Regions from separate parts of the Mus musculus genome. Here regions 1, 2, 3, 4, 6 and 7 are each linked to region 5. Evidence: chromatin loops called from intact Hi-C (ENCODE). Cell type or tissue: left cerebral cortex. All regions are shown on one strand. Region 1 holds the start of Ypel5 (yippee like 5). Region 2 has its middle 17 kb from the start of Gm41616. Region 3 holds the start of Gm23649 (a small nuclear RNA gene). Region 4 holds the start of Lclat1 (lysocardiolipin acyltransferase 1). Region 5 holds the start of Lbh (limb-bud and heart). Region 6 has its middle 15 kb from the start of Gm30420. Region 7 has its middle 13 kb from the start of Gm30256.

The links. Peaks named below come from ENCODE experiments on the same cell type or tissue, not always from the same donor. Only the 100,000 strongest peaks of a DNase experiment are listed, where the experiment ranks them.
Region 1: a loop joins it to region 5, with 7 times the contacts of the local background. A loop is called at or near these places in 5 of 42 quality-filtered maps.
Region 2: it touches region 5 in a loop (2.0-fold over the local background); 9 of 42 quality-filtered maps call a loop at or near these places.
Region 3: a loop joins it to region 5, with 2.2 times the contacts of the local background. A loop is called at or near these places in 10 of 42 quality-filtered maps.
Region 4: it touches region 5 in a loop (4-fold over the local background); 14 of 42 quality-filtered maps call a loop at or near these places.
Region 6: a loop joins it to region 5, with 2.5 times the contacts of the local background. A loop is called at or near these places in 12 of 42 quality-filtered maps.
Region 7: it touches region 5 in a loop (2.4-fold over the local background); 4 of 42 quality-filtered maps call a loop at or near these places.

What each region holds. Positions count from the first base shown.
Region 1 is chr17:72,833,962-72,837,961 of GRCm38, reverse strand. It overlaps Ypel5 (yippee like 5), which reads right to left and starts at 1,334. Exons shown (of 3, transcript NM_027166.6): 1 at 1,171-1,334. In left cerebral cortex, a CTCF peak has its summit at 1,741 (motif pointing left); DNase peaks (open chromatin) are centred at 441, 674 and 1,502; H3K4me3 peaks cover 1,887 bases; H3K27ac peaks cover 1,841 bases.
Region 2 is chr17:73,065,432-73,069,431 of GRCm38, reverse strand. No RefSeq gene overlaps it. Among named protein-coding and RNA genes, the nearest start is that of Gm41616, 17 kb to the left of the region's middle. In left cerebral cortex, no CTCF peak of the experiment used is centred here; DNase peaks (open chromatin) are centred at 1,815, 2,109 and 2,447.
Region 3 is chr17:72,987,119-72,991,118 of GRCm38, reverse strand. Gm23649 (a small nuclear RNA gene) reads right to left here and starts at 3,321; the gene lies at 3,215-3,321. In left cerebral cortex, no CTCF peak of the experiment used is centred here; DNase peaks (open chromatin) are centred at 1,552 and 1,862; H3K27ac peaks cover 256 bases.
Region 4 is chr17:73,105,992-73,109,991 of GRCm38, reverse strand. Lclat1 (lysocardiolipin acyltransferase 1) reads right to left here and starts at 2,007. Exons shown (of 6, transcript NM_001177967.1): 1 at 1,836-2,007. In left cerebral cortex, a CTCF peak has its summit at 2,141; DNase peaks (open chromatin) are centred at 1,312 and 2,042; H3K4me3 peaks cover 1,816 bases; H3K27ac peaks cover 1,378 bases.
Region 5 is chr17:72,915,910-72,919,909 of GRCm38, reverse strand. It overlaps Lbh (limb-bud and heart), which reads right to left and starts at 1,605. Exons shown (of 3, transcript NM_029999.4): 1 at 1,332-1,605. The coding sequence starts at 1,357. It overlaps Gm30375 (predicted gene, 30375), which reads left to right and starts at 1,755. Exons shown (of 2, transcript NR_168598.1): 1 at 1,755-3,562. In left cerebral cortex, CTCF peaks have their summits at 1,952 (motif pointing right) and 2,591; DNase peaks (open chromatin) are centred at 1,211, 1,666, 2,336, 2,491 and 2 more places; H3K4me3 peaks cover 2,694 bases; H3K27ac peaks cover 2,730 bases.
Region 6 is chr17:73,006,819-73,010,818 of GRCm38, reverse strand. No RefSeq gene overlaps it. Among named protein-coding and RNA genes, the nearest start is that of Gm30420, 15 kb to the left of the region's middle. In left cerebral cortex, a CTCF peak has its summit at 1,626 (motif pointing right); a DNase peak (open chromatin) is centred at 1,631.
Region 7 is chr17:72,856,167-72,860,166 of GRCm38, reverse strand. No RefSeq gene overlaps it. Among named protein-coding and RNA genes, the nearest start is that of Gm30256, 13 kb to the left of the region's middle. In left cerebral cortex, a CTCF peak has its summit at 1,838 (motif pointing left); a DNase peak (open chromatin) is centred at 1,800.

The sequences.
Region 1 (4,000 bases), 82 kb after region 5:
CCAAAAGCAAGGCAAGCCTGAAATTACTTTCAGATTTTCCATCTGTCAAAAGCCACCAGAAATAAAAATCCTCAAGATTTCCAAGAGGGCTCTGGAAACAGAAACAAAAAGTTTAAAAATAAAAAATAAATGAGTCGCACACCTTTCCTTCCTGTCACTCCAAAAGGAGATCAGTCTGGCGTCCGGATGAAACAGACCTGGGTACTACTGCGGCTTCCCACTCCCGCTGGCAACACTCAGGCTTCCTACCAACCTGCACAGCAGCGTGGAGTAACGGGGTGTGCAGGAGCGTGCCCACCGCAGCCAGCAGGAAAGAGCCTCCCGGTCCGCTCCCCGAGCAGCACCGGGGTCTGCGCCAAGCCGACCGCCCGCAGCCGGCCCAGCTGATCGCGCCCACGTGACTCCCTCCAGCCAATCGCCCGGCGCAAGGCGGAGCGCGCGGCGGCGGCGGCGGGGCCTCCTCGGCACAACAAACACAGGCGGAACAGCTGGGCAGGCGCGGGCGACCGGGCGCTCGGCACCCGCAGGCTACCGGGCAGTGTTCCCCACGCCCAGGGTCCAGAGGGCAGCGTGATAGGGGCTAGCACCGACGAGGCGGGCACGGCCCACAGCCCAGACACCCGAGCACGAGTCGAGCCTCCGGAGCGGCGGGGCGGGCGGGGTGCGAGCGCGGCCCTGGAGCGCGGGCCCGCGGGCCGGCCCCGAATCGGAGCCCGGGCGCGCCCCCGACGCTGCGGCGGGGACGGCGGCTGTGGGGGCGGGGCGGCCTAGGAAGTGGGGGTGTCACGGAGAGAGCTGTCTGCGGACCGGCGGCCCAGGCGACAGGCGCCGAGGGCGGCGGGCGGGCGGGGGCCGCGGGTCGCTAAGGGGGTCGCGGCTGTTGTGGGCTCGCGGAGCGCTCCGCTGCGCGGCGGGGGCGGGTCGGCGGCGGCCGCCGCGCCACAGCCTCACAAAGAAGGACCGCCCGGCCCGGCCCCGCGGCCCCACGGCCCCACAGTCCTGAGAATTGCCCTGGTGGCCCGGCCAGGACCCTGGACGAGTGGAGAAGGGGAAGAGGCACTTCCTGCCTGGGCCCCCGCCCCGGGCCGCTCCCCGAAGGCTTCGAAGCCGCCGGCCCAAGGGCTTCGAGCCCCAGCCGACTCCGATCCCGGCGCCCACCGCCGTACTCACCGGCGTGCTGGGAATCGGCGCTGCCAGCAGCTCTTCGCTCCTCAGCTGGGTCGAAGCCCACCTCGGCCTCCCAAGTCTTCAGGTTTAGTCAGGCCTTGGCCCCGCCTCTCCTCGGTCGGGCCTCGGCGTCAATCACCGGGCGTGGCCCCGCCCTCCCTTCAGGCGGCTCTCCCGGTTGGCCCGCAGCGCCCTTCATTTCTAGGCTCCGCCCCTCTCCCTGGCACTCTGCCCCTTCCGCCGGGCCCCGCCCCTTCTCGGGCTCGCCCTCCCCCCACCCTTGCCCGCTTACACTCCGCCGCCCACCCCACCCCGAAGCCGCAGCGGATGGGCGGACTCCTCGCCGCTCGCCCCGCCTCTAATTCGACACCTTGCATCCTTACGGCCAATCAAGGAGGCTAAGTCTGCCTCCTCGGCCGAGGCGGCCAATGTAGTGAGAGTGAGGACCCGCCCCCCACTCCCAGCTGAGCGCACACAACACAGCATCCACGTGAGTCAGCTTCTTAAAGGAGACGCCTCAGCCTTGGTAATTGCGGCAGCTGGGACTCATTGCCCGTCATCGGCGTCACCTGCTGGCGGCTGAGGCCATAGCTTCCTGATAGCCAAGGAAGCCTAGAAGAAGCGAAAACAAGAGGCTGTTTTCTAGTCAACGCTGGTATTGAGGTTAAAGGGCTACCTAGGTTGAAATGCCCGTTTTACCATCCCATCAGGCCACTTTCTCTTGGCTTACACGAATTGCCTTAAACAAATCCCGAACTCTTTGTGTCTCGGTATATAGGAATTCATTGTAAACAAGGTTTTTTTCAGCGTGCTTGGTTCTATTTACAAACTTTCCAAGTTTTCTCTTCTCTTCCCTCTCTCTGTTTCTGTCTCTATCTCTTTGTTTTTCGAAACAGGGTTTCTGGACAGCCTGGAACTCACTCTGTAGACCAGGCTGGCCTCGAACTCAGAAATTCGCCTGCCTCTGCCTCCCAAGTGCTGGGCTTAAAGGCGTGTGCCACCACGCCCGGCCCAAGTTTTCTCTTGACCGTTGAAGTAATTCTCAAAAACTTAAGTCTTTTATGTGGAGATCAACTGTCTTGTTGAAAAAGACAGCTGTCCCCTTAGCCCTCCCTCACCATGTTTAAGATAAGTTGGAAAATTTTTGCCATTCCGTTGGCTTTCCCAGGTAATTAAATCTCTGTTGGCTGTCCATAAAGATGACAGAAATACCTCAAAATATTTCATGTATTAAATAAACATAAAATATATAAATTATACACATATATATATACTAGCACTTGAAATTTGTAGCATAGAATATGTGTTCTGACAAAACCCTGATACTTAACCCTAAATCCTTCAGTACTTTTCATTCATTTATAAAATAAAGAGTTACTGTGGCCTGGTTTTGTAGAACATGCCTTTAGTCTAGAGTGAGTTTCAGGACAACCAAAGCTACATAGTGTCTCGAGAAAACAAAACAAAACAAAAAGCTACTCTGACCATCAAAGATAAAAGACTATGTTTAGATTAAAGAGAATTTTGCTGGAGGAAAAAAAGCATTTTGGGGTATATTGGGAGATTCTTATAATCCCTTTATTTTTATTTAATACAAGACTGTTAAACTTAGAGCTGTGTACACTGGTCTATAGCTATTGTCATGACACTCTGGAAAGCCGAGGCAAGAGCATCAGGAATTGCTACAGTGACTGACACTGTCTTAAATCAAGGTACACATGTATTCCAGGAAAGAAAGTACAGTGCCTCATTTCCCCCCAGAATTTGGAAACAAGGCCAGTCTCATACATTTTAGGCAGTACTCCACCACTCAGTTCCATCGCCCTCCCTCTTTCTGAATACTAGATTGAGACACATTCCACCTTTAATGCCCATGTTTGTCTCCAGTTTTCCACTGTCCTGCTGCTGCTCCCGAATAGCTGGCTTACAGATTTGTGCCACCAACCCTAGCATGCTTTCCGAAGACTTCAGTTCTCTGCTGACAATTTCAAAATGGGGAAGGGTGGGGACACAGTGTACTTCTTCTAGTTTTCTTCTTCTTCTTTTTTAATTTAGCCACAATCAGTCATTTTTAATTTTAGTGTGTGTGTGTGTGTGTGTGTCTTCATATGTACATGTTGCTCTGAGTGCTGGAGGAGGCTGGGAAGGTTGTCCTATCATCTGGAGCTAGAGTTGCAGGCAGTTTCAAGCCATTCAACATGGATGTTAGTGATCTTGGAACTCCTGTCCTCTGTGAGAGCATCAAGTATTCTTAACCTCTGAGCCACCTCTCCATCTCTGATCATTCTTTAGTGCCAAATGTATTTTTATCCACAAATTATAGACTCGGGCACTTCAATCAGTCTCAGATGGTAATCTCTGTTCTTTTCCAATGTCAGAGGGACATTGGATGGATACAGAGAACTCTCTAGATCTTGAAACTCAGCCTGTCCTAAATGGAGCCTGTATCGCCTTTCAACAGCAGAGACGTTTCTTTAGGCCTTGCCTGTCACCACTTTCTTATGTCTAGTGGGCTATAATCCAACCCTGCCCTGTTCTTGCTTCCTACTGGCACCACCACCTCCTTTAACTCCTTAAGTTGCTGCAGATAAGCTGAACTGTTGGTATCTGTTAAATAAAAATTATAGGAAGCTTTGTTTGAAATTAAGCTACTCCACTAGTCCAGACTTTAAAAGGTGGCCAGAGGTGTGTATGTGTCACTCACACTACTGTTTCCACAACAATATTGCTTTGTTTTCCTCTGTTTGGGAGTAGGGGGTCCGAGGGGAGGGGGAGGGGAGTGGGTTTGGGGTACATGATGTGAAATTCACCAAAAAAGCCAATTTTTAAAAAA
Region 2 (4,000 bases), 150 kb before region 5:
GCGGTCCTTTATCTTCGATCTGAGTCTTGCCCTAGTTCATTCTGGTCCATGTGTATCCCATGGAAACTCCCTTGGTGACCTGTTCATGGCAACTCCTCATGGTCTCTCCACATCTTCCATTCCTTGTGGTCTTTCTCTACCTGTCTGTCTCCTTTAGGACACCCTAACTGGAACAGGAAGTCCTGCCCTATTGTCTTCTGCTATTCTGTTATTCCCTACTCTGATCCAGCTCTTTATTAACCAATCAGGAGGTATGAACAAGAATGTTTACTAAACACTGAAACAGGTGATGCTTCATAAAAATTACAATACCAAAGTCTGTCCTGGACTAACTCTCTGCCAGTAGAGAAATCAGCATTTGAATCATACAAAGACAGCCTTTACACAGTGCACAAAACCATCCTCTGACACCCCACCTTTTGTTTATTTCTTATCTGGGGGGGGGGGTTCAAATACCCTCCGTCTCTTAGGTGCTATCAGGGCAGCAGCAGAGACTTTCTTTTGTAACTGAGGATCCCTCTCTGCTTCCCTGGGAGGAGGTAGAAGTCATGACACCGTGCTGTGGAATGCTCTATCCACTTGCTTTGGATTTTAGGAATCCATCCAATGACCATGCAGGAAGTCATCTCAACCTTCCTTGCCCGTAAGGAGCTTTAAAATTGGCCAGAGCCTCGGAGGCAGTTGAGCTATTAATGGAAAGTGAATCAACTCTGAGGCCCTTAAAAGTTAATGCTACTTGTGTAGTATAAACCACACTCCCATAGACCTTGAACGTCTAGGAAGCCTTGTGGCTTCCTAGAAGAAACAGCCTCCTCAGAAGCTGTGCTGCTTTTGTGTTTGTGTCAGGCTGAGTAGGTATGCCTCTTCAACTAGGATGCGTTAGCATCGGCCCAGGCAGGACTGAAGGATATTTCCAATGAGACTTGGAAAGAATGGGACCACACCCTTAGTCCAACCTCCTGTCCGAGCCAAGTTCAATCTCAGGATTTCCGTTTCCTATAGCTCCTAGGAAAGAGGGGCTAGACCCTTGCAAAAGGGGACTCTTCTAATTCCAGGCGAGGCTTACCTTTCAGAGAATGGGCCTGTTGGCACACACTAGTAGTTGGGGCTCATCCGACCGTACTGGCCCCAGCCCCTGAGGGTGATTGGGCAGCTGGCTATCCATACCACTCAGCCTCCCGACTCAGGACCGCTTTGGAAACCTGGCCTCTCTCACTTACAGCTTCACTCACAGCTGCTGCTTGAAAGTCTTCCCTACTACTAACGTCAAAGACTTTAGAGCAGCACTCTCCACCTTCCTAATGCTGCGATCCTTTAATACAGCTCCTGATGCAGTGGTGACCCCCCCCCCCCCCACTGCCCAGCCATAAATTTATTTCTGTTGCCACCTTATCACTATAATTTTTCTACTGTTATGAATTGTAATGTAAATATCCGATATACAGGACATCTGATGTGTGACCCTGTGAAAGGGTCGTTCAGCCCCCCAAAGGGTTGCAACTCTTAGGTTGGGAGCCACTTCTTTAAATAATTACCTAAATGCGCTATCTCTTTCTCCATGGTCACAGAAGGAATTATGTCCAGGGATTGCAGTCTATAGGGGGAGGCTTGCCTTCCCCGTTCTCTACATGCATACACAAAGGCAAGCTTGCATGCATACATGCTTTCTACCCCCGACCAACTCTATCATCAGCTGAGCCCTGTTTCCTTCCACGGCAGGGTCCTTGGAGCCCAGCGCTGAGCTGGTGTTGGCTCTAAAAATAACCGTGTCCGCGGTGATGAATGGGAAGGCATTTGCTCTCCTTTCCCTGCCTCAGCGCTGGGCCTGACTCATGTTGGGAAATGACATTCTGTTAACACAAGCACTTTTGTTTCCTCCTGTGCTCATTGAACATCCGGTGAGGGCCCTGGCCAGGCCTGGCTTTCAATTTTCAAAGCCTCTTTGGGCGGTGGGGTGGGGTGGGGCGTCTATTCCATATCTCTATCTTGTGGCATTAAGGATACTTTTAGACTGAGAAGCATCTTGAACATCCCTGGAGGATGCCAAGGATGTGATGGATCTGGGTCCCAGCAACACGTAAACCAGGCATGGTGGCCTACACCTGTGATCTTCGAAGTCGAGGGAGAAGTACCAGACGCTTTTAAACTTAAATACACCCTCAGATGACCCGAGAGTTTGAGGCCAGCCTGGACTGCCTAAAGAACCGTGGGAGGCAATCCCGCCTGAGAAGAAGATGTTGGCTTTAGGGAAGTTCCAGCTTCAGCTCTTGTTTTGAACTCAGGTGCCTTCACAAAGCTAATAAGGAAGCAGGGGTGTGTGCTAGCCCTTATGCAAAGTCATTCACTTTGTCCTGTTCTTCCACTCCGAAAGAGTCTCTGTTCTCGAATCTTGGATTTTTCCATACACAAAACGAAAACTGTTGGGCTGAAACCTTTAGAAGTTTACTGTAGCCTTGGCAGCCTACGCTTTCTCTTCCCTCGGGTGACTCCAGATCCTCCCACACCAGAGCTTCTTTTGTTTGAGGAAAGACTGGGATTTGGGGACAGATTCAATGGCAAGCTGCTTCTTGAGGAGGGTGCTGTAATGGGATCTCATGGCTGCTTAGTGATTCTATGCGAGCACAAGGCCATTTTAGGGTGTAATGTCAAAGTTTACCAGACACTATCTTGGACCAACTCTCCTTTTTCCATGAGACCAAAATCGTTATCCTCAAAAGCATTACTAATTATGCGCATCCACCAGATGCTAGATGGCCTTGGCTAGAAAGCAGAGGACCCACGCTGGGGGTCACCCACCTCACTGGGGTTTTTCCTTAGCTCAGCTTCTATTGGAGGACCTGGCTAGAAGCCAGGCTATGCCCTGGAATAAATGACCTGTCAAGTCATCAGCTATAGCCCTGGGAGGTGCTCCTAGTTCTACTTAGCCTTTCATTTATCTTTATAGCAGTGAAACCAACTTGTCTAGAAGCCTACCTCACTGGGGAGAAGGTTAACTTACAAGGTCCAAGTTTAAAAAGAAATGAAAAAGATCTCTGTGCCCTCTAATTTTAGAAGACTTGCTCTCTGGCAGCCATCAGAATAGGGCTGTTCAGATGTCATCTAGAGACAGGGAAGGGAAGGAGAGAGGCAGAGGCTGGGTTGCCTGCAGAAGTGACTTTGGTTGCTTTTTCACATATAGATCAAAACCTTGCTGAGCAGTTAACCCTCAGCAAGGAACTGACATGTTTAGCAAGCGGGAGACTTTTGCAAATGGAGAGGACTTGGCAGAAGCCACTGCTACTCAACTGTGCGTGACATTGGTTGATGCTGGAAGCTTCTGTCATCTTATAAATATCCTGAGGCAGACTTTGGCTCCACTTTGGAAATACCCAGGACATTTACCTGGGACCTATTGTCATCTTAGCTTGCAGTGGGCAAAGGTTTCACAGACTCTTGGGGGCTTTCTCAGTAGAGAAACCTCGGTAGACATAATGGTGGAGAGAGGGTATCTCTGCCCAATCTTTTCCCTTGGATATGCCTCTCCCAGTTAGTAGTTATCCCTGCTAATTAGTGAATGAGCTTTAGTAAATAGAAAGGATGTAAGTCTTGAAGAATGGCAAGACCACAAAGACAGAGATACAGAGTTATGCATGCAATCAAGAACTACGAGGAAAGACAAAGCGATATGAGTTGATTCAGGATAGGTGTTCAGGGGGTGAGTGGCCACCAAAATAGTTTGGAGAGCAGCCAACGGCACCAGTGTCCTCAAGGAAACTGATTTGGGAACAGGGATTCTTCAAAATATGGGCATACCTCTTGGTTTTTCTTTTTCCGTTGCTGTAACAAAACGCCCAAGGACCTTTTATAACAGAATTTAGTGCCTTATTCTTCTAGAAGCCAAAACATCCAACATTAAGATTCTGGCTTCTGGTGAGGGACCTCTTGTTGTCTCATAACACGGAAGAGGTCATGCCATCATCATGAGAAAGAAAGAATGTGCCAGTTCAGATTGCTTATCCTC
Region 3 (4,000 bases), 71 kb before region 5:
TGGCTGCTAACTACATGGCCGAACTGAGCATTTAACTTGACAGCCAAAAGTGAGTTTCTGGGGATAAAAATGGAAATTAACAAAGGATCTGAGATTAATAGAGACATTTAAAGGATATATATATATATATATATATATATATTTTTTTTTTTTTTTTACACAGTCAGGCTGTGTGGTGAGTGACTGTGTTAAATGACTTAACACATTTCTCCCCTTCTTGTGTGGCGCTCCAAGAAGATGAGGCCTGTGGGTCTCAGTCGATAGCGCTACTCCAATGCATGGAGACCACTGAACGGTGTAAGAGCTGATGGGGTTAATCTGGATGAGCAGGTGGCTGGCTCCTGGCCACCAGGGGAGAACAGAGAGGCATTGCTGCTGTATTCCTCTGCCCAGCTCATCTCCAGCCTCCCCCTTTCCCTCTGATGTGTGCGCTTTTGTCTATGGTTTCTGGACCTTCCAATTATCATCCTCGCCTTGAGACAGCCAGCACTCTCACCACAGAGGAGGCTCTGGGTCTGGCTCAGCGTTCTGTACAGTGGGTGTGTGGGGAAGCTGAAGAAGATGAGCAGGTACTCTGGAGCCTCTGCAGAGTTCCCCGCATTTCGGTATCCATCACTGCCCCCTCCCCCCATTTTGATTACTCTGAGTCTTGACTTACAGAGTCTACCTGCTGCCTGGATGTTTGCTTTGATGGCCTCCACAGGGCTGTCGGAAGCAGGGACAGGCAGTGCCACACACATCATGGGAAGCCTGTTCCTGAAGGAGGACGGTGGGATGGCTCTCTCTTTAAGGACTAGAAACCTGTTTGACTAAACTGCTGCTCTTGACACATGTGGTCGTTCCACTGTCTCCTCTTTTGACCAGGTCATACTAACTCCATTAGTGTCACTGCAAACCAAGAGGGGTCATATCAAAGGAACGGTGTGTGGGTGCTGTTCAGACTCTTATGCCTTTCTATAAGTCAGTGCTTCCTGAGACTGGCTGTAGACACTCTGGGAGTTTTGAAGTCAGCATTGATTCCCAACTCCAAGCCCAGGTCAATCTCTCCAGCTAGGGTTCAAGCCTTGGGTTTTAAAAACAAATTCCCAAGTGACTATGATAATACCAAGACTAAAAACAAATGTGTGTGTGTTATGTGTGTGGATGGGTATTTTTCTTCCACTAAGCATACACTTTATGTTTAAAATATCAAAAGAAAATAAAGCAATTCTCATTTTTGGAAAGAAATCAAGTCCATTTCTGCTTACTTCTCTCTCTCTAAAAAAAAGATCTTTTTATAAAATGTGAACTTATATATGTGGAGAAAACTCTCCTTTTCAGTGTTAAGCACAATGAGAAACCAGGTAAGAAACCTTTTAGAACGTTAGTAAGATAACTCCATATAGACATAGTGTCTGTTTCACTTATTTAAATGAGGAGGAGAGTATGGAAAAGACATTTGAGGTGAGGGACATGCCAGCCGAACATAATTTCTGGTGAGCCTCAGCGTGGATTCTTGCCATGCGCCCATCTTTAAATAGGTGTGTTATTTCTGAGCCGCCCCAGATGATAGCAGGCTTCTGATGGAAGCTGAGATTTCAGAACTGCATGTTTTCTACCAGATGTGGTTGTAAAAGTAGTAGGTGCCTTGACTGAGGTTGCCCGGAGAAGAAAATAGAAGCACAACAGAGTAAAGAAGCAGGACTGAAAAGACTCATTATGGGTGACCTGCTCCTTCGATGCCTTCCCTGTCCGGGGAACAGCTGTTGAGATTCAGGGCATTAGGAAGAGCTAGCCACAGGCCTTCTGCCTGTTTGCAGAGGGTGGGCTCAGAAATGGCCTTCTTGGCCGAGGACTGGCAGCGGTGCAGAGGCAGCTAGGCTCTGAGGCTCTGGCTCTGGGCAGTGTTGGCAAAATCCTGAGCCTGAGGCTTCTGAGAACAGTGGGTAGGTTATTCTAGAGGCAGCTGCAGCTGAGCTTCAGCCTTTGGTCAGACTCGTGGCAGCAATGTGATGGTGACCGTTACAGCTAGAGCTGGTACTTTAACTCTCTCTCTCTCTTCCTCTCTCTCTCTCTTCCTCTCTCTCTCTCTCTCTCTCTCTCTCTCTCTCTCTCTCTCTCTCTCTCCCTCTCTTCTTCTCTCACAAGTGCTTGTACACATGTATGCACAAATGCATGCACCCATGTGTGTGCATATGGAGACCAGAGATTGACATCAGAACTCTTCTGTTCCTCTTCTTATTTTTTGAGACAGGTTCTCTCACCAAACCTGGACCTCACCGTTTCAGTCAGCAGATTTCTGGAATCCATTTATCTCTCCCCACTTACCCTCGGCATTCGTTGGGTTTCATTTTTAAATGCCCACAGTTGTGCTCAGCTGTTACATGGGGTCTGAACTCAGAACCCCATGCTGGTATAAGCACTGTGACCACTGAGCCCCTAAGTCCCGGCTCTTTTTTTTTTTTTTTCAATTTTCTTCATTCACATTTCAAATGCTATCCTGAAAGTCCACTATACCCTCCCCCCGCCCTGCTCCCCTACCCACCCACTCCCACTTCTTGGCCCTGGCATTCCCCTGTACTGGGGCATATAAAGTTTGCTAGACCAAGGGGCCTCTCTTCCCAATGATGGCCGACTAGGTCATCTTCTGCTACATATGCAGCTAGAGACATGAGTGCTGGGGGCACTGGTTAGTTCATATTGTTGTTCTACCTATAGGGCTGCAGATCCCTTCAGCTCCTTGGGTACTTTCTCTAGCTCCTCCATTGGGGGCCCTGTGTTCCATCCAATAGCTGACTGTGAGCATCCACTGCTGTATTTGCCAGGCACTGCCATAGCCTCACAAGAGATAGCTATATCAGGGTCCTTTCAGTAAAATCTTGCTGGCATATACAATTGTGTCTGGGTTTGGTGGTTGTTTATGGGATGGATCTCTGGGACAGTCTCTGGATGGTCCTTCCTCTGTCTCAGCTCCAAACTTTGTCTCTGTAAGTCCTTCCATGGGTATTTTGTTCGCTATTCCAAGGAATAATGAAGTATCCACATGTTGATCTACCTTCTTCTTGATTTTCTTGTGTTTTGCAAATTGTATCATGGGTATTCTATGTTTCTGGACTAATAACCACTTATCAGTGAGTGCATATCAAGTGAGTTCTTTTGTGATTGGGTTACCTCACTCAGGATGATATCCTCCAGATCTATCCATTTGCCTAAAAATTTCATAAATTCATTGTTTAAAAATATGGAACGCTTCATGAATTTGTGTGTCATCCTTGCGCAGGGGTCATGCTAATCTTCTCTGTATCGTTCCAATTTTAATATATGTGCTGCAGAAGCAAGCACAGGCCTGGCTCTTAATGTTATCATAGGCAATGAGTTAATGAAGAATTTGCCTAAAATTTCTTTTAAAGGTATATATAAAAAATAATGCTTTCGCTAAGTGCTAAGCATTCTCTAGGCCCAGTATTTCTATATTATGTACAAAACAAAACTAACTACTTACGTGCTTAAATCCCATAGGGAATCATACAGTTGTGTAATGAATGTTATTGTTCTCATCTCTTTAGTAGTAACTTTATCTCACCTACTTATGTAAGGTGGCAAAGACCTTTGTTGTCAAAGAGCTCCAATATATATTCATGAATCCACATTTTCTCCTTTAAAATTAGTCTCAAGTACCATGCAACAATGAATTTTCTTACCGAGACCTTAAGAGCCCTGAGGGAGGGGACCATAGTTTTGATGTTTCTCTTCAGCAAGTCTATAATGTGGGGTTGAGGAGTTACAGGCATGAGGACTTACGTGCGGTTCCCAGATCTTATATTTTTAAAAGCTGGGCAAGGTGATATGCATCGTAGTTCATGGGCTGAGGCTACTTTGTTAGCTCCAGGGCAATAAAAGGCCTTGTCTGAAAAAAAGCAAACCACCAACAAAGTCAACGGAAGGATTGTAATAAGGCTATCAGCTAGCTTCTATATGCGCAAACACACACACACACACACACACACACACACACACACAC
Region 4 (4,000 bases), 190 kb before region 5:
CCTAGTCGGCCATCACTGGAAAGAGAGGCCCATTGGACACACAAACTTTATATACCCCAGTACAGGGGAACACCAAGGCCAAAAAAATGGGAATGGGTGGGTAGGGAAGTGGGGGGGGAGTAGGGGGGACTTTTGGGATAGCATTGGAAATGTAATTGAGGAAAATACATAATAATAAAAAAGAAAGAAAGAAAGAAGAAGAAGCAGAAGCAGCAGCCACCTAGTTACCACTACATATAACCTCAATCCTAGGCCAAACTGACTCTATCTCCCCAGATTCAGTTTGAAAGAGTCCCTCCTAACGTATGCAGGAGCCAACCTCTTTAGACCTGGTGGGAACATTTGCTCAAATTAAAGCCACGTGGAAACCACAGTGCAAGATACTCGGGGCACCCCTGAGACAGAAGCTATTAGGACTGAAGCTAAGTGCTCTGTGTCTTTTCAATTCCTTTACTAAATCAAAAACACCTAAGTCTAAGGCCTGGCGTGATAGCTCAATGGTTTAAAGCACTTACTCCTCTTTTAAGGGAGCAGGGTTGGGTTCCCCACACCCACATTAGGTGACTCAAAAACCATCTGAAACTCCAGCTCCAGTGTCACCACACTGTGTGGTGAATATAAACTCATGCAGCCTCGCATACACAAATACAAATTTTTTAATACATGAATTTTGCAAAGTCTTTCATCAAAATAGTATTTTAAAAAGTAGCCCATCCAACTCTTTAAACTTTTTGTGACAGGGGGTTTCTTTCCCGAAACACGTGATGGGTATGAATGGGAAGCATTTTATCTTGGTAAGGCCTTCACCAATTTCTTTTTCAATACTTTCCTTGGACTTAACTGAATGTAAAACTCAGCTCTGTCTACATCCAATCAGAGGCGACTAAGCCTTCAGGCAAGAACCAGGAAACAAAACAGCTCCACAACCACAAAGAAACACCTTATGCCTTGTCTTTATTGCTTCTGGTCAAACATAATCTTAGATGTTAAGATACAACTTGAGAAGCCGGGCGTGGTGGAGCACGCCTTTAATCACAGCATTTCGGAGGCAGAGGCAGATTTCTGAGTTTGAGGCCAGCCTGGTCTACATAGTGATACAAAGTGACAGCCAGGACTATACAGAGAAACACTGTCTCGAAAAAAAAAACAAAAACAAAAACAAACAAAAAAAGAACAACAAAAAAGATACAACCTGAGAGACCAAACCTGCCAGGTGGGCGTGGTGAAGCACGCCTGTTATCGCACCAATACAAGGGCAGAGGCAAGGACCATGAGAGGCCAGCCCTTAGCTAGAGCGAATGCCAATAAAAAGGAAAATTGGACTCGAAGTCAGCCTTCAATGTGGCCTATCGTTCTTTCTGTGGCACTGCCACCTAGACCTAGGGCACACCTCTGTCACCTGCAAGAAACAAACTGCTTGAACCCTGAAAAACTCTCTTGTGGGCCGTTCACGTGGCGACCCCTGGAAAGCCTTGTGCTCCTGGAATCTGGACCCTGACACACCGTAGGCGGTGTAGGGGGACCCGGCAGCTCCCGGGTTTCACCGAGGTGTGGTGTGGACAGGAAGGTGAGCACAGAAGGGGCACCCGACGCTCCTCGCCCCCGCATCCTGATCAGCTCTGGAGGCTTCGGCCTCCCTCCCAAGAGCCGATCGCCCTAAGCCCTCCACCCAATTCCCGCCAGTGTCCGTCCCCCAGGGCCCACCCGAGGAGGCCTGCTCCGGGGAAAAGCCGCCGAGCCGCAGCTCTCCATCCGCCCACTCGGGAAAAAAAAATCCCTTGGCTGCCGCCATGTTCCCGCGCCGAAGCCCACACCTGACACCGCGGGCCGCGCACCTGGGACACACCGGGGGAAACGCGCGACGTCGCGGGGACACTGGGGCGAGACAGCGACTCCACGGGGGTCACAACCTGGGAGAAGAACCCGCCGCTAATTCATCCCGAAGCGGGGAGGCGTCGAGCCCCGTCGCCTTAGTAATGCGTCCCTCCGGGCTCCACCCTGATTGGCTCCTGGCGCAGTGACGCAAGGCGTCTCCGGCTGCGTGGGAAGCCCTTGAACCGGGCGCTCCGCCCCTGCTCCGCAGTGGGGAGAGACCCCGGGCGTCGTCTAAGCTCCTTTAAAGGAACCGCGCCCCAGATCAGTGTGGCCAGGCGCAGATGCCTGCCAAAGCTGGTAGGGGTAGAGGAGCAAGAAACCAAAAATGAGAACTCAAGCGGTGGTCTCCGGGGAATCTAGTGGTTGCGTAGGGGGATGGCAAAGCTAGAGCACTCATTTGCAAGCCTAACGTTTACGTCAGGAATCAAAGGGCAATTTAGTATCCAGCCAATTCTAGAGCCTGAGTTTCTGCTGGCACAAAACTCAAGACACCTTCAACGCCTGAGGTTACCTCATGGAAAATAAATCGGAGGCAATCATTTACAACTCTTACTTTCTTGCCTCATGTAAAGAGCAAATGATCACGCAGTCAGTTCTAGAGCCAGGTTCCTGATGGTGTAAAACTAAACGCACCTTCATTCAACCCCTAAAGTTGCAGGATGGAAAACGCAGAGACACTAAATGACAAGCGTTATTTTCTTGCCCCAAGTCAAAAAGCAACTCCAGGTTCTGTGGTGCGCAACTGTTGCTAATTCGCAGTGTTTGCTCAAGTCTCAACGTTTCCTCTTCTGGATGGCCCAATCAGTTTTTATGTTGCTGTCGGGTTTTTGTCGTTGTTGTTGTTGTTGTTTGGTTTTTTGGGTTTTTTTTTTTTTTCTGTTTGTTGGTTTTTTTGGTTTTTTTTTTTTTTTCTGTTTGTTGGTTTTTTGGGTTTTTTTTTTTTTTTTTAAGTTTGGTTTGGTTTGGTTTGGTTTTGTAGGACACTCTTTTGGAAAGGTCTTTGTGCCTTTCTACAGTGTTGGATCTGGCTCCAAACCTACCAGACTAAGCACCTGGATGCTAGAGACTGGTTAATTTAACCTCTTTGCGTTTCCCCTGCACAATACCTTCTTGCTGACTTTTAACAGATAATAGACATCTTTAAAAATATGAAATGTCCACACATAGCCGACAGAGCCTTTCAACAGCTTTTCATTTATGTTTATTCATTTAATCTGTTTATTTAACATGAAACAGAGAGAAATGAATTTTTAAGTTCAGGGTAGCCTTGTGTGGTAGTACATGCCTGTAGTCCCAGCAGTCCCCATAACAGAGCCAGGAGACTGCCTCTGCAAGACTCTAAATTTTAAAAAACAAATGCAAGGTGCCTTCGCGCTCAGAGCCAGCGTTACCTCTCCTTTACCTTTATTCAATACTTAAGTGTTTGAGATGTGCCACAATTGTATTAGAAAACAGAAAATACAACGAAGGAAAAAAAGCAGCACAAAAATGCAGTTATCCCTCAGAGGTTGAACGGACCTCACTTTTGTCTCTAAACTCAAGAGTTCTGGGAAAATCTTAGGAATTTTAAGGCTTGTCATTGTTTTGAACTTAACATGGGGATCCCCCAGAACCTCTCAAGAATGCACCGCTGTGAGTTCTCTGAGGATTTAAAGAGTCTATACATAGCCTTCCCTCTACTAGAGATTCCTCTTTTGTTCTAATGGATTAAAGGAGAGTAGTGAAGAAAGATGGATACCCGAGACTCCAGGATAGCCCCCTCAACTTAGATCCTTTAACCAACATTTCTCAACATAAAAATAAATCAGAGTACTTTTCTTTCCCCAGTCTGTAGTTATTTAAGACACAAAAAAGGGGGGGGGGGCTAGGCAGTGGTGGCTCACAACTTTAATTCCAGAATTGGAGAGGCAGAAACAGGCAGATCTCTGTGAGTTCCAAGCCAGCCTGATCTATAGCATATAAGAGACTTTGGAAAAGGACTGAAGAAGAAGAAACGTGGGTCCTCATGTACAGCAGTCTCTCCTTCAGTCCTTGCAGCCTAAGAGTCCTCTCAGGTCTTGAAATTGAGCAGCAGATTAGAATTTTCTACTGGGGTGACGTCTGAACCCACTTTTTCACTTATCGC
Region 5 (4,000 bases):
GGGGTTGGGGGTGGAGCACAAGGCCTCCACCACTCTTCAAAGCCTCACCCATATGGCAACTGACTTGTCTGCACATGAGGGGGTACACAAGCTTCAGGTGTAGGGGATTTTTACTTTGTTTTGAAAGTCATTGGCCCCTCTAATCACAGTTAAACTGGGAGGGGGAGGAGAGACTAAGAAAGGGTGACTGTCATGGGGGCAAGTTTAGGGTTAGAAGCTAGACTTTAACAATTTCCTCCCTAGTCTGGAAAAGCTGCCTCCAATCCCTGAAAGAAGAGAGTCAATAGCATTACAGGGTTAAGACCAGGGTCGTCGTCTCCTGTAGCGGCGTCTGTTCCTTTTTGGAACTGTGGCGCGGGCCCAAAAAGTTAAACTGAGAAACACGAACTTTCAGAGTTCCTGGGCTAAGCAGAATAGCGCCGCTCTCCCCGGGTTCAGACCTTGCATTGGACCCGGGTCTGGCTCTCCAAGGCTGGCACCTGCGAGCGCGCTCCAGGACCACGGGTGCTCGCCTCCCTGTAGCGCCCCTCCTCTACACCACAGCAGGAAGGAAGAAGCAGCTGGCGCGCACGTCCCAGCAGCTAGGGGCCTGTCCCCCATCCTTCTCGGCTCTGATCCTCCACACCCGATCTTCCCCGGCTGCAGGCAAATCTCTGCAGCCCCCGACTCAGCAGTGGCCGGCTTCTTCCAATCTGGCACTGGGAGAGCTTGCTCCTTCCTAGCCCCGGCCCTCCACAAAGGCGCGTTGGATTTAAGGGACAACGGAGAGGGCAGGGGTTGTGAGGGTGTAGTTTGCACCCTGATGCTTGTGGCTTGTTTGTGCGGAGAGCGTCTCCCCAGCATCCTCCCTCCCCCAGAAGCTCTGCAAACCCAGCGGCTGCACCAGCTCGGCCCCTCTGCAGCCATCCTCGACGCCGAGACTTGCGTGCAAACAAAAAGGAGAAGGGGAGGGGCCCGGGAAACCGGAGCCCCCTGCACCAAGCAGGACTCATCTCCTGTGGCCCTCAGCGGACAGGGTTTCCTTAGGGGGCTTCAGGTGGGACCCCAGGTTCTCCCCACCCAACGCCACCATATCCACGCCCTCTGGCCGCCACTTAAGTGAAGGTTCCGAGTTCACTTCCTTTGTCTGGATGCTCTCAGCACCGCCTCCCCCAACCTCCAGCTTTGCAACCTTGACGTCGACTCCTGCAGGGGCTGAGGCTGGCGGGTTAACCCGCACTGGGTGTCCGTGCCACTCTCCGGCCTCGTACCCGGAGCCGGCACTAGGAGGCTGCCGGGCTGCGCAGCCACCCGGGTTAAACTGGCGGCCGCCAAAGGCGCAGGATACTCACCAGTGAATGGGGAAATATACAGACATGAAGTCCTAGGGGAGGCTGACCCACGCCCTTGTGATTAAGAAAAACAAAACAAAACAAAACAAACAAACAAACAAAAAAAAACCAGTCACTGAGTCCTGAATGAGATTGGCAGGGGCGCAGAGGAGAGCAGCGGGCAGCCGAGAGCGGGTACTGGGCTAGCGCCGGTCCGCCTTCCGGAGACAGCCTCGCTGCCAACGGCGTAGGCAGTGCAGACCAAGCTCTCCGCTCTCCACCGATCTCCGGGTCCCACAAAGAGCCCGGGAAGCAGCATTTATAAGGGAGGGGCGGGGCTTGTCGGCGAGCGGCCCCGCCTCTCCTCGCCCACTCTTAGAATAACGTCACCAAAATCATGAATGGCTTCAGCGCTCATAGCTCCCGCGGGCGGCGGCGGGGACCAGCCGGGCTCTGCACCCTGCCTGAGCTGGCTCCCAGCAGCTACGAGCCCGCCCCCCTCCCCACCGTTGACACACACGCGTGTTCCCGAGCTGGAGTTCAATGTCAACGCAGCTTCCTGACCATAAATCCGCAGCGTCCGCAGCCCCCTCTCTGAACACAGGGACTCTAAGGGCTACGGGGATGGGTGGGCGTGAGGAAGGAATGGGGGCCCACGCGGGAAGAGACAGATCGCCGGGGGAGGGCGCCATTCTTCCATCCGAGCGCCCGCTGTCGGGTTCTCTGTGACTTCCACATCTCAGGACCCTTCACTGGTCATCCATGCAAAGTAGGCCTCTCTTGGACATTATCGCCTGTGGCATCCCGATCGTGGCGGGGCCGGGGGAAAAAGGAAAAGATGGGAAAGAAGGCTGCACAGCTGCGGGGCTGGAGGCACCCATGCCGGAGGGGGCATTGTTGGCTTTCTAAAAGTCTGCGGTCCTGGAGTCCATGGAGGGTTCTGTTTGTGGGAGAAAGGATGTGGTGTCTTACTAGGGTTTTTCCGTTGCGCGAGCGCGCTTGCGTGTGCACACACACACACACACACACACACACAGAGTAGCATATACGGTTTGCATTGGGAGTAGAGGGTGAGGAGAACGAGCGGAATACAAGTACACCCGGCTAGCCTTAGCTCCCAGAGCCCATCTGATAGAAAACACAGAGTTGAGAGACTGACTCCTTCATAGCCCAGGAATTGCAGTTCCGGTGTCTATCTTGGAGACTAAACTGCTGTGCAGCCCCTACAGCCAGGAAGAACGGAGTCTGACTCAGTACCCAGCGCTGCCCCGCTGTGGCCTCTGTTTCAATTACTCTTGTAAAACAGCTTCCTAACCTTGACCTATGTGCATAAAGGGACTGGGGAAAGGGAGAGCCGTGGTCGAAAACTAAACACAATTAAATGTGATTTAAAATAAGTCTGCACCCTGAAAGAAAAGCGTACTGGTTATATCCAGCAAAAAGCTGCTGGCATCAAGAGACGAGTTTTCAGTAGCAGGGGCCACGCGGATGTTGAGAAAGAGGACCTCATAATTTTCAGCATCTACTCTTTCTAAGAGCAACTTTGCAATAACTGCTTTCCCAACTATGCGTACCTATATACATCCTGAGTAAAAACTGGAGCGTCCTAAAAGAGCCGTATTTCATAAGCCCTGTAATCAGAAAAACGCAGGAGGCTGTCCTTACCCCCTTGAGACAAATGAAGCGCTGTTTGTGCTCTTCAGGACTATTCGCTTCTGCTTCTGACCAGGTGACAGGGGTCTGGCGGAGGGTGGGGCTTTATGAACAGGGGCCAAGGGAAGATGGTCCGTGGTGTGTTATTAATGGAGGGGCAGCCTGAGCCTTTTAATAGAATGGGAAAGTATCTCAGTGCCATTGGCTGACATGTGGCATATTGTCACCTGGGGAGCCAAAGAGAAGCCAAAGTCTAGAGATCTAGATTCTAGACCGAGCTTTCCTGGAAACCCTCTGAGGGTGGGCCCTGAGGCAGACCCTTGGGTTAGCAGAAGAAAACCTTCTCCCATGTTTGCCCATACAATCCCTCACAAGACCTGAGATGAAAGGCAATGGATGGTACCATCGTGACCTGTCACAGACACATGCATGTTACATATTTGTGATTATTACCTATCAAACCCTCTCACCACCTCCTCACACCACGGAAATCAATCAGCCCTTTTGGGGAAGAGGATGTGAAGAAAAGTCTCCCTCTAGAATAACAACCTGGCCTCGTGGAAAATGGCCTACATTGGAGGACACCGAGTTAGTGTCGGGTGAGTACTTTTTGGGAGAGTGTATGAATGAATACTTCAGCTCAATTTCAGCTGTCAGAAAATTAGAGCAGAAAGTCAGCCTTGGATCGTGGCTCCCAGATCTACACTACGCCAATTCTCAATGCTACTACATCTATGTGGCTCCTCACAAGGAGCTACGTGTTTTTTCGAAACATTGTCACTGTGTTGGCTTTTAACCGAGTGGAATGAGATTAAACGGCATAGCCTAACAGTTTACAGAGCCCAGTTTACAGATGTACAAACCGTGCTGAAGTAAATTAGGGAACTTGCCACAGTTAGACAAGGCTGGACTGGGACTGGAACTCCGGGTTTAGGCACACTCAGCTTCTGTCCAGTCCTTCACATCTCTGCATTTCCTCGTTCCTTTAAGATACAGGAGATTGGGCAGACAGTGGCAGTGCACACCTTTAATCCCAG
Region 6 (4,000 bases), 91 kb before region 5:
AAAATGAAGATTTTCAAATTCCACTTGGTTGTAGAGGCCCCAGATATTCTCTTATCTGTGCATCTCTATCAGAACTCTGGCCACTTTTCCTGTCCTTGTTAAACTTTTTGTCCTTCCTTTTTTAAGTGCCTTCTTATGTTGTTATATATTGTGATTTAGTTGCAGGGAATATATATATATATATATATATATATATGTATATATATATATATATATACATATATACACACACACATATATACATATACATACACACACACACATATATATGTATATATATACACACACACACACACACATATGTATGTATGTATGTATAAAATATCTCCTGCTCTCCTTGTCTGGCATTTGCTTCTGCCTGGAACAGGCTCTATGGCACCCCTTACCCCTCTTCCCTTAATTGTCTCCCATCCATCTTGGGGTGCCTGGCTTAGCACTGTGTCCTCTCTCTTGCCTTCTCTAAGTATGATTGTGGGTCAGATGTGCCTCCTGTCTCCTCTCCAGGGCCTCATCTTTCCTTCCACAACAGCAGCTTTGTCACAGTTCCTGGCCCTGCTCTTCTAGAAGACCAAAAACTCCCTGAGAGACTCTGTCATCTTGTTTACCCATGTAGGCCAAGACCCACCACGGACCTGGCCCACAGCCAGGGTTTGGCAAATCATCATGGAAACGGAAACCAAATTCAGATGAAAGTTTATTTCAGCCACATAAACTAGGGACAGATCCACTAACAGAAAACACCCAAGCTTTGACTGTGTACTGTATAAAATCTCAAGCATTCTCATGTCTGGGCAAAGCACACACTTTAAACATCTATTTACGGGATGTTTTAAATCACATTTGCTGGCTACGTGCTGTCTTTTCTTGGCATCCACGGAGAGCTATGCAACAGTTATCATTGAAGAATTGAGAACAGCAAAAAAAGTTTCATCCATTAACTTAGTTCTTTCCTTTCATTGGGGAAAGGTGCTCACCCTCCATATGTATATCTGGATCAAGGAATGGCAGCCATGTTCCCTCTTCAAATAGAGTCTCCTGGTGCCATTGCTTAAAGAGACGTCTCCAGCCTTCCCCCAAGCACACAGTTCTTTCCTGTCACCTTTCCCTGCTTCTATGAAGCACCTTCTCAATGTGAGATTACCTATTTGTTCTTGATTCTCCCACTTACTGCTGGCACCCTCCCCTTATAACTCTGGGAGGATGCTGGAGGGGGACTCCAAGCACTCCAAGTACCTTCTTCTAGTCAGCTCCTGGAAGGTCTACCATTCTCTTGAACCTGACTTGGAGTAATTCTCTAATCATACTCTGCTCTGAAAATTAGCCATTCCTTCTGCTTCTGCTGAGAAGTCGGGGCAGGTAACATTTTCAGAGAACTTTCAGTGTCCAATCCTGATATAAGGTTGTTTTTCCTAAACTTTCTCAGCCATTAGAGAGCTACAGCATTGCCTCGTCCTGTTTGGACTTTTGTTTCTCACAACCATTCGATCCTCTAACTCTTCCATGTGTACCAGAAAATGGACAGAGAGCACAAGGCAGCCTGTATTCACCTTTTCTGTGTGGTGGGCTAAGAGTCACTTTGTGCTGGGAGCCCTGGAGCCCAGGAGAAACGGCTTGCAGTTTCCTCCTCCGGTCACCAGGGGGAGATGTACATTCCAGAGTCCTCCCCCAATGCTCTTTGGGAAGCTGGGAAAGTAGATAGTGTGTCCCTCCTTGGACATCAAGCTGCACACAGGCAGAAGGACCTCATGATTACATAAACACATTAAATGGAGACCCACAGCCCTTCAGAGACTCACAGGCAGTCACCAGTGGGGAGGCAGGGCAGGAAGTGGTTTCGAGAACCACTCCCTCTGCTTTATAGACCAGAAAATAAAGGAACCTCTCTGGTTAAAATCAGAACCAGCTAGAACGCACTCTGCCCATTCTCCCTTCCCGTTCCACTATGCTGATCCATCTTTGATTCTGGCGTATTCTGGGTGTGGGTATCTCCCGGTGTGGAGAATGGCTGGACACAGACCAGATTCCCCTGGAAGACAATCACGGAGAAGGCAGGGAGGGAATTTAAGACTCGATTTTGAATGCCTTGCCTTGGATCTTGATGTTTAATAGTTTTGGGACGAGGCCAGGGCCCCAGACTCAAAGTCACAATCATAATTTGGTATGAGTATCTCTGTACTGCTTTGCAGCATTAAGGATTTGATGAGGTAATCCTAGCACACACCTAACAACGCTGAGACACACCGTAGATAAGCGCTGTTTAGTCAAAATTGAGTTTTGAACAGACTGGCAAAACCGAGGGCAGAGGTGGGACAGTATATGTCCACAGGGTTTCTCCAATCATTACAAATAATCCCGAACTCTCACAGTGCCGATACAGCTAGTGTTTCGGGTCTCCTTTAGCGAAGCATTTGCTTCGTGCTCGTGGAATGCTCTGCTCTTCGATGCTGCCATGACCATGGCCATCTCTGGGGAGTCGGCGTTGGTTCTCTGAGCCGCTTGCACCCCAGGACACGAAGTTCAGTATCCCCAGCTCTTGACTTGATTATGGCTTCAGGAAGGACGCCTCTTTAGGATGTTTTGTGCATATTCAGCAGCAGGGCAGCTACCGTGATATATGTGACACTCCTAGGAGGCATTGACAGGTTTGACTATACACAATGTTACTCTAGCCCAACGGAACCCAGACTGGCTAGTACCATGATGAGGCAAGGTCATAGGTCAGGTACCAAGGCATTCAGATTATTTCCTCCCTGCTACAGGTGCACGAGGCTGAGCAACCATCTGGGAACAAGGAAAAAGGGGTCCAGTGACACCCATTCACTCTCCTGAGAGACTAGCCCAGATGCATAGGCTCTGGATAGTGGGTCGTCCATGTCTTCTGCGGGATAAAATGGCATCTTTGTCTCTCATGGGATATTTATTCACAGTCTCTTGAAACCTCAGAGCAGTCTGCTTTCCTCAGACACAGGTTGTCCAAATGTGCCCCGAGGCAGAGTCTTTGATGCTTGTCAAGTAGGTTTGAGTGGGTAGAGGCCAAGCTACCCACCACCGTCTCTTCAAAATGTCACCCCTTTTGGTGGCTTGCACGGTTGGTTTTCAGTGCAATTGAAATTCCATACCTAAAAAATATGTCTGTAAAATGGCCCATTACGGACAAAGGTATGATTGTGGATCCCTGTCCTAGGTGACCTGCATGAGTTATTGTTTCTCACAAGAGCCCTTTGAGTAGACACGGCTAGTTCCACATCAAGCACAAAGAGACCAAGGCTCAAGAAAAGAAAGAGATTTGTTGCAGGATTTTCCCTGCCCAATTACATTAGGGCAGCTGAAGGCCTGTGATTGGACAGGGAAAAGGGAGGCGGAGCTAAGAGTTGAGAGAGCCAGTGTCTGAGAGGAAGGGGAAGGCAAAATGGAAGTGGACATGAACCAGCATGGCTATAACCAGCCACAGGTAGTTATGATATCATAAGTTTAGACTAATTGGGATAATGCTTTCATCATTATCAATTGGCTCTGAAAATATTGTATTGGCATCTTGTAAATTGAGATTTTATTGATACATAAATCTGATTGGTTAATTATAAGCTTTAAGAGTTGATTCTACCGGGTAAATGAGTGTTGTGGCTGACTGTGGGGTTGACGGTCATTGCGTGGGCTGGCGTTGTAGTGAAGAGAACTCAGGAGCTCCGGCCCAGCCTGAGAATTGGTGGGTAGATACAGAGCTAATGGGGCTGAGAGTTGCCGGCACATGTGCGGGCCTGGCAGCAGTGATCCGGCATGAGACTGCGGAGCACAGGCTCAGAGAGATGCCGAGTTGGAGGTAGCGCGGGAAGCCTGCTGGTTCTATTTTTAAATATTTCCTGCAACAGGGATTGGCTCAAAGGGGTTACCGAAGGGAATGATCCCAGGACTATAAGCCAGGTATGGCTCCAGCCAGCATCCCCAGACCCATAAAATCATTCCACAGAGGAGTGGGGAGATAAAGGTCTAGGTTCAAGTC
Region 7 (4,000 bases), 60 kb after region 5:
AGAATGTCAGGATGTCTAGAATTACCACCCCCATACATAATTGAAAATAAAAATAAATTTTAAAAATTTATTTTATTATTTTCAAAATAATTTTTTAAAAGTGAGATTAAAGAAATAAGATTAAATACAAGTCATGGTAAGATAGAACTAATCATACAGTTTTGGGGGTACAGAACAAAACTAAAATGTGGGCTCTTGCTCAAGATAATTAGAGTCAGTAATGGTGGCACATGTCTGTAATCTCAGCACTCAGGGTTCTGCCATGACACCAGGGCTGTACAAAAAGATCTTGTCTCAAACAACTCTATAACTGAAAACAAATGGAGATAAATAGGATTTCAATAATACAATGTCAGGAGGACATGGCCTTTCTGGGTATGGTCACTGGACATCTGAGAGTCTGTGGAGGCTTCAGAGACAGCAGGGATAGAGATGACATGAAGTGCCACACAGAAACTCTATGCCATCGGCAGAGGTTACTGAAGAATGTCAGTCCTTTGTGCTTGGGCTCAGTTTGCCACCTTGTTTTACACTCCATGGAAAACGAACCTACGGGTAACTTCATCTTGTAAAGAGACCTGCAGGGTCAAGCTTCAGAAATCGGATTTCAGGTCCCCAGGAAGGAGCGTGCATGCTGAGAGGGGGTGCAGAGCACCTAGGCAGATGGATGTACCCCCACCTTCCCTCCTCCTGGTGTTATGTCAAGTTTAGGAAGACGAATACAGAACATAAGGGTGCTGTTTCCTAGCACGGGTCTGAAACCATAGAGCTAATCTCATTGGGCTTTGCGCTACATTGAATTAAACTCAGTTAATTCTAATTTCACCAAATAGGGTTACCGAGGGAACAGGAAGAGGAGCTTGGTAACTGAGTTCCACTGGCCAATGGGAGGTGAGAGGGGACGGAAAATTGATTTTGTGCCTGCTGAGGAGCAGGTGAGGCCATTTTGATCTGCCGTGGGTAAAGTCTGTTTCTTTGTAAGGACGCAAAGGCATTTCTGGTAGAAACTTTGCTTAGACGGGTGGGCTGTGTGTTTCCTTGGGGATTCTTTCAATCTATCAATGGAGTCTCTGTTGATGGATACTGTTATTATATACTCCAAGGAGGGACATCCCACTCAGACCAGAATCTGGAAAGAAAGTGTGCTGTCTACAGTTCACCATGCGGCCCTCTCTAGGCTGGAAGACTGTTCTTAGGTGTGGCTACACAGTATTTCTTCTGAGGTGAGGGGCCACCCAATTGATAGGTCCTTGTTCCTTTACGCTAGGCCTAGATCTGTAAAGGGGCGGAGGGGGGAGGCAGTGATGTCCAAGTCTGATGAGGGGCCCCAAAGCCTCAGTCATAAAATGCTGGAGGTGGTCCACAGTGCATGCCAGGAGACACAGCAGGTGCTTTCTGAGTTGAGTACAGTGGGGGGGGGGGGGGGTGGGTGGCACCAAGACACTCTCTTTATTTTCAAGAGCAAATGGATTACTGAAATTAGTTATTGAAAACCCTCCTTCAATTCTGCCTCAGCAGAATTGTGGGGATTTTGCACAAACATTTCTGGCCAGTGAAGACTTATACTCAAGGCCACCCAGACTCTCATAAGCCACCAAGCAGGGCTCCACCATCCGAGCTCCCTATGACAGGGATGAGGAGCCTGGTTTGAACTGGTTTCTAGAGCGGGCTAAGTCCTAAAGGCACCATCAGCTCACCCACAAGGATCAAGGACCTGACTGGTCTGGCCATCTCCACTAGCCTCATTGGATTTGTCCTCTGCATCCGTGATGACAATTATCTGCATAGCCTGATCAGAAAATGTTCCAATGGTTCCCCCTGCTGCCCACATGTCATACTGCATACAGTTACAAAAGGAAGTACTCCCAAATGACCCCCTTTTAAATGGCATCTAACAAGCAAACAAAGTCTTAGGTAGCAAATGATAGGTTTAAAACATTGTCATCTTTCAGTGTCTATCGTATGATAGATGCTTTGGTATGAGGATGGCGACCTTTGGTTACAAGGGCGGAGCCTTATGAATGGTATTAGTGTCCTGATAAGGGGCTGAAGGTTAGAGAGATGCTCAGTGGGGAAGCTTCTACTGCGCAAGCATGAAGATTGCAGTTCCTAGCACCCACGTAGATAGCAGACAGGTGTGTCAGCTACCCTATAATCCCAGCATTCCTGAAGCCAGGCAGGGGATCCCCACAGCAAGCCAGCAAGCTAGACTAGGCAAATTGGTGAGCTCTAGTTTCAAGTGAGAGATGATGCCTTGATGCAGAAGGTTGAGAGCAACCGAGGACGACCCTTAGTGTCAACCTCTGCCATCCACGTGCATACAGGCACACACATAAGCACTCACACATACACACTGGGGGCAGGGGGATATGGCGAGGATGTCAGACACCAGAGAGGCTGAAGTTCTTCCCTTCCTCTGTGTGGGAACACGCCAAGGAGGAAGCACACCACATCTAAAGTGCCCCAACCTTGGATTCTCCTCCTTCAGAACTGCAAGAAATCCCCTTTGTTCTCAATCCAACCTTCCTATGGTATATGTTGAGTATTTCTCTTCTTATGTGCTTGGCATTAACAGAAGTGTATCAGCTAAAGATACAAAGATTCAACCAGGTACGCCACCCCTAATCCGAAATTTTGAAATGTTCTAAAATTTAAGACTCGTTGGTCTGGAGTAACTGGTTTGGGATGTTTTAGAGGCTCACCAAATGATTCTACTTTACAAACAAGATTCAGAACCACGCCCATTGCCTCGCCTGACACCAGGTATTGTAATTGCTTCAGAGGGCTGAGAAAAGTTAGTCAATCCAAGACACATAGAAGAAATGATATGTGCACATACGTGGCATCAAAGAGGCACGTCAAGGTTCTTAGCAAAGTGTGGGGATGAAGGATAAGTGGCCACAAGAGTTGGGGCTTCACAGACAAGCAGGAGAAATTCTAGGCACCAAAGGGTGTGGGCAACCTAGCCAGAGGAGAAGCTGTCTGCAGCAGAGCGTGCTGATGACAGCATGGCCCTTTCTGGGGGCAGGCAAGTGTCGTGAGATGGCAGCTGTGGAGGGATGAACTCAGAGTTAGACTAGAGTGTGGGGAGTCAGGAAGAATCAGGACATACTGGACAGATGTCTTGCGGAGTATGTAGGAAGACAGGTAGTATCTGTTGTAGAAATTTTTAATTTTGATTTGGGGTTTCTACCCTGCCTTTCACCATTCAGTTCCCAGATAATATAATTTTTATTACACACACACACACACACACACACACACACACACACAATTACCCATGGCATAATGCTAAGTGCAGTCCCCAAGAACTAGTTGTCCCAGAGAAGAGAGAGTCACTCTTAGACCCACGTGATGTTATTTGACCTTGCCCCCAAATTATTTCTGCTTGGTAAATAAAGATGCCAACAGCCAATAGCTGGGCAGAAGACAGGGGTGGGGGTTTAGGGTTCTGGGGCTTGTAGGGTAGGAGGAGAACCACGAGGGGAAGAAGGTGAAAGAGGAAAGAGAGGCTGCACTGAGTTGGGTGAGTCATGAAAATGTGGCCCCAAGGACTGGCCAATTGGAGTTAAGAGCAGCCCACATAAAACATAGTAAGTAATAATTCAATGTTATTGATAAAAAATTAGATTCTAAAAGCATAAAGGGTAGATATCAGCCCAGCTCTTGTGCTGTTTAAGGCTTATTGTAAGTATAAAGGTGTGTGTGTCTTTTATCCAGAAGCTAAATCATTAAGAAAAATCCGAGTTCCATACCTGCGGTGCTATTAGGCCATTTTATCCTCAAAGCTATTCTACAAAGTTAGCACTTTTAGTATAAAAATGAAGAAGTCGGAAAACTGCCCAAGGGCATGGTCACCAAGACTCAGGACTGGGATTCAAACACAAGTGCACCAGCGGCAGGTCCTGTAAGGGCATCTAACAGTATTCCGTACAAGCTAGCTTGAAAATTTAAGACAACTTATTGAGCACCCTGAGCCTCAGCTCCTTACTGTTCGCCC